2 separate regions of the Mus musculus genome follow, and region 2 is linked to region 1. The links are chromatin loops, found by intact Hi-C in ENCODE. Cell type or tissue: gastrocnemius. All regions are shown on one strand.

Region 1 (2,500 bases):
CTATGAGTCTCCTAGCTTCCTCTGGGTGAGCGGTCTCCTCACCTGTGTGGAGGTCACTTTATTCCTTGATTGTTTTCTACTTCGTTTTCTCTGTTAGAAAAAAAGGGAGGGGGGGGACTACATCAGAGAGCTGCTATTGAATGTCCACAGATCCAGGTAGCAGGGGACAGACAAGCATCTAGAATTCACCTGGAGGAAGGGAGTGGGCTGGGTTCTTACCTTGGGAGGCTGAGCATCTGGGACAGAGCGCAGAGCACGTTGAAAGGCTTTGGGGACTTTCCTAGGGTGATTTTTTTTTTTTAAATGTACCTGATGCCTCTCAGAAACCATAGCTTCCAGGCAGACTGGGCAGCACTCTAAGACCTGCCTGGCACACACAGTTATTAGATAAATGAATGTACTGGTTTTTTTCCCTCCTCTGCTTCTTAAAGTCTCTTCTCTTCAGTCCCCTACTCTATTTTGAAGCCCATTTTTTCCCTTCTGAGCCCTAGCTTATATGTCTCTGACCTCAGCCTCCTTACACAGGGTGATCTTGGCCAGAGCTTCTCTCTGGGTTTCCTACTGTGTAAATAGAGGCAAAAGACTGGCCTGTCCTTCCCAGTCCCTGCTTGCAGTGGGATGTTGCTGGCTTCCGTCCGTGTTCCATATCGGCTTCCATCAACCTCACCCTCCTCTAGCTCTGCCTTACCTGGAGGCTTGCTCTCCGGGATCAGCATCTTGTTCCTACAGGCATAAGTGCAGAAGAATGTCTTCCCCGAGGCCTCTCTGAGCCTCGCCTGCCTCAATGCATTCTTTTCCTTTTCTTAGCTGGTAGTGCTGCGGGGATGGACCCTCCCTCGTGTGCTGCAGGTTGTCCTGGGCTTCCCCAAGCCATTCTCATTCCCAGCTCACCCTCAAATCCTACTGTTTTGACAGCGAGAATGGAGCGATCACGTGACCACGTCCGACTTTTTGACAGTGAGACCGGGGAGATCACGTGATCACGTCCCTCCTCCCATACCCCAGGATAGCAGCGCCAGCCTCTAGGGACAGCAGAAGCGGCAGAAGCGGGTGCTTTTTCAAGGAACTTCCGACTACTCTGTTTATCAGGTCTTCCAACTTGGCCTTTACCATATCTGCCTACGACACGCATTGCTTGGCCCACGCAGATTTTTTTTTTTTTTTTTTCAGATTCAGTAGATGTGGGTGTGTGCCCAAGGACTCGATCACACGCTGGAACTGCTTGTATGGGAAGAGCCCTTTTGGAGGACTATTTTCTTAGGAGATTAGATGAGGCTCATGCTCATTAGAGAGCCCAGGACGGAGGGAGTTATCTGTGGACAAGGAACTTGTGAGATCATTGCTTCTTGCATCTCCCGGGAGTCTTGTAAACACGCAGGTGACTTTTATTCCTGAGAGTTGATGTCTGGGCATCTGCTTTCTTCTCACGTGTTGATCATGTTGTGAGCAACCAAGCTTTCAAGAGTCAGGAAAGAGACCTTCCTTGGGAGTGAGGAATGAGTAAATGTATAGCATTGGGTGAGTGTTGAATGTTCGAGAGGTCGTAGTCATCAGATGTTTTACATGTGTGCAACAGGCGGGACTGTAGAATGAGACCCACTGATTCATGCCCTGTAGAATCCCCTCTCATTGAGTAAGGCTGGGGTGGATAAACAGAAGAATACTTACAGACATGCTACCTTATATAGTACTACTAGTACTATATAGTATTATATAGTACTCTTAGTGTACTACCTTAAGTAGTAAGGATGAAGGATTTTTGTGGGTCACTTCAGGCTCGGTTAGTTAAGCTAAAGGAAGAACAGGTTGGTGGATCCCATGTAAGAGCCTTACTCTTTGTGAGCTGGTCTGAAGGTCAGAGTCAAGAGATTTGAAGCAGTGTCACATAGGCTGTTGGCCTTAGAGAGAGGCTTCAGGCTTGAGACTCAGCAGTCTTTGACATCTGGCCTTCAGCTGATAAAATAGCAGGGAGTTCAGTACTGCAATCATAACCATCATGTAAACTTGGGAAAGAATCAGAGGCTCAAAAGGGAACATAGCCAGGTTGAGCCTTGGCTATAGCCAGGAAGGACTCGGAGCAGAGAGACCCTCTAAGATGAGCCTAGACATTGGACCACAGCAGGCGAGGCTAAACTGCTGAGTATGTGGTATTGCTTTCACTGCAATAGGAAACAAATCTTTCTCGTTGCTGTGTGCACTAACCCAAGAAATGATGTAGCCGTACCTACAACACCCTGAAGCTTAACACAGTATCTATCAGTCATTTCTTGCTCCTGCTAGCGTATGTTTGGTCAACTGTGCCAGATCTTGATGATTCCTCATAACTTCTGGCCTTCAAGGCCATTTTCAAAGCAGCATTTGCAGAGAACATCTGCTTGATTAATATCGTTTTGATGTTCTTTCTCTCTGTCCCTCCCTCTCCCTCTCTCTGTGTCTCTACATCTGTTTTTGTCTCTCTGCGTCTCTGTTTCTCTCTCTTCCTCTCTCTGTGTCTCTCCTT
Region 2 (2,500 bases), 85 kb before region 1:
GTAAGCTAGCTCCTTGTTTGGTAAATGCCTGTCAACTCTTAAACAGAACCTGGCATTCAGTGAATGTGAAAATGCCAGAGGTATCAGGTTCACAGTGCATGCTGTGGGAATTTTTGCTGAGTATGTGTGTATATATACCACTGTATCTGATGTTTAATTGAATTCCTTTACTCCGCAATGATGTTACAGTTAGCAAATGCTGTCACATTTTACACAGGTAACATGCTATTTAAAATCCCAGCCATTTTGCCTTGCTCTTAAACAATGGGGGAAGTGCTATTTAAAAAAAAAAAAAAAACCAAAGCCAAGAAGGGATCCAGAGAGGAGGTGAGCTCGCCACGGTCCCCAGATTCAGTGTCACCCTCTCCCTCTCCAAGGAGTGCCGATGGCGGGAGATGGAGGAGCACCGGCAGGCAGAGAGGCTCCAGAGGCAGTTGCAACAAGAACAAGCATATCTCCTGTCTCTACAGCACGACCACAGGAGGCCGCACGCACAGCAGCAGCCGCCGCCCCCGCAGCAGCAGGACAGGAGCAAACCGAGCTTTCATGCTCCAGAGCCCAAGCCTCACTATGACCCTGCTGACAGAGCTCGGGAGGTACCTGCTTTCCCTATTGCTTACAGACTGGTCCCGAGAGAGCTAGGCGTCCCCTGATGACTGTCGAGAGCTGTACTGCAGGATCTCACCTCTGTTTTCTGCATGGATTTCTTGGTTAACAAATGCTAGAGAGATCAGAAGAAAACTACACACACACACACAAGTACCTGGCAGTGTTAGTCTTTACCATGCGAATGAGAGAAATGTCAGTCTTGTTTAAGACTAGCATGAGGAGGCAGTGGACTTTTAGCCTTACTGGATCAGTGGTGTTTGGATGACCAGAGCCTCCCATAAGGATGCAGCAAGTGGTCCTCTCTGGGCTAGACAGAAGGACGTGGGTGCGTCCAGGAGCACTGTGCGGTTCTGGCCTGCAGATGGCTCCCTTCTACATCTTCCCTCACAGGGAGCAGAGTCCAGGACAGATTCTGTTCTTTAGAGAGTAATGAAGCTCTAGGTGCTGAGGATAGTCTAGAAGCTGCTTTGCTTAATTTTCATTTTCATAGTTTTTAAAAGTCCTCTATCAAATCTTAGCCCTGCTCAGCACCGCCACTGTGCACTTAGCTGCCTCTCTTCTCAGAGCTGAATAGAACACATTTTCTCTCAGTTGTCTTGCTCTTACATGTTCCTCATCTCTCCTTTCCTACTAACATGGAGCCGTGTCTTCTAATTCTCTGACGCAGGTGGAAGATAGATTTAGAAAGACTAACCACAGCTCCCCTGAGGCCCAGGCTAAGCAAACGGGCAGAGGACTGGAGCCACCCGTGCCTTCCCGGTCAGAGTCTTTTTCCAATGGCAACTCCGAGTCTGTGCACCCTGCCCTGCAGAGACCAGCGGAGCCACAGGTAGCAGCAGTAGCTCCCTGTGCCACGTGTAGCCCGTTGTCTCAACAGCTGGTGTGAACAGGAGGCGTGCATTCAGCGTAGGGAGAGGAGGCTTGTCGTTTGTTTGTTTTGTTGTCTAAGATTTTTATTGAACTCATTATGGCTATCTCCAGTCAATACTTTTATTTCCCCCTCCTTAACTCAGATGTGAAGTCCCTCCTTCCTCTTAAATACTTTTTTAAATTATATTTTTAGAACGTTGGTTTTATTGTATAAGCAGGTTAGAAGAGAACTTTTAACCTGAACATTTTGAAGTAAGTACTTTGTGTCTGTGGTCCCAGCTCCCTGAAGGACCTTTGGACGCTAAAGGTGGCCTTGCATTTCTGTGCAGGCTCCTATTTATTTGGCTGAATGTGTAAATTTCCTGGGAAAAGGTTTTTGGTTTTGTTTGTTTGTTTGTTTGTTGTTTTAAAATACAAAACCAGATTCTCAAACCTGTCAAGATTGAACACAGGTTATGCCTAGTGGGTTGAATATTGATTTCCTGTAAGAGATTAGGACAGAGTTTATGACTTTTCCTTCAGTCTGTCCCAGAGTCTGTCTTGTCTGAGTGCTCAGAAGAGAAGCAGCAGCCTTGTCTAGAAAGGACAGTAGGTGGCAGACACACCCATCCCCTGAGGGTGTGTAGGCACTCCTCCATGCTGCTCTGCCTCACACACTTCTCTGAGCTTTCTGTACTCGGTCGGCCCTGGTGTTTGCATGTCACCTAGGACAAGAGTTGGTGGTTTTGAGAAGAAATGGCCCTTCTGTGACAGATGCAGTCACATGAGAATTTGAATGTGTTCTGCAGTAACCAACCCTCCTGGGGGATGGTTGAGCTGAGCAAATCTGAGGTACAGGGGGTGGGGTTTATGCAGATATAGCAGCTGAGAGCTTCAGAGAGCTACACCAGAGAATGCCAGCAGAGGCAGTGGGAAGGGCCAGGTGCCACTTGCTGCTCCACTTAGTGCCTGTTTCCTGGTGAGAAGCATGGTTGTCCTGAGAGCTAAACCCAACACAAGGGCAAACTTGCCTCTGAGCAGC

The links. Peaks named below come from ENCODE experiments on the same cell type or tissue, not always from the same donor. Only the 100,000 strongest peaks of a DNase experiment are listed, where the experiment ranks them.
Region 2: a loop joins it to region 1, with 3 times the contacts of the local background. A loop is called at or near these places in 6 of 42 quality-filtered maps.

What each region holds. Positions count from the first base shown.
Region 1 is chr1:40,084,925-40,087,424 of GRCm38, forward strand. The region is part of intron 1 of Il1r2 (interleukin 1 receptor, type II); the gene reads left to right. It overlaps Gm16894 (predicted gene, 16894), which reads right to left and starts at 927. Exons shown (of 4, transcript NR_037980.1): 1 at 689-927; 2 at 220-363; 3 at 43-90. In gastrocnemius, a CTCF peak has its summit at 1,036; a DNase peak (open chromatin) is centred at 960; H3K4me3 peaks cover 1,458 bases; H3K27ac peaks cover 983 bases.
Region 2 is chr1:40,000,154-40,002,653 of GRCm38, forward strand. Map4k4 (mitogen-activated protein kinase kinase kinase kinase 4) reads left to right here. Exons shown (of 32, transcript NM_001252200.1): 15 at 471-596; 16 at 1,277-1,438. Among named protein-coding and RNA genes, the nearest start is that of Il1r2, 83 kb to the right of the region's middle. In gastrocnemius, CTCF peaks have their summits at 969 (motif pointing right) and 2,059 (motif pointing right); a DNase peak (open chromatin) is centred at 949; H3K4me3 peaks cover 52 bases.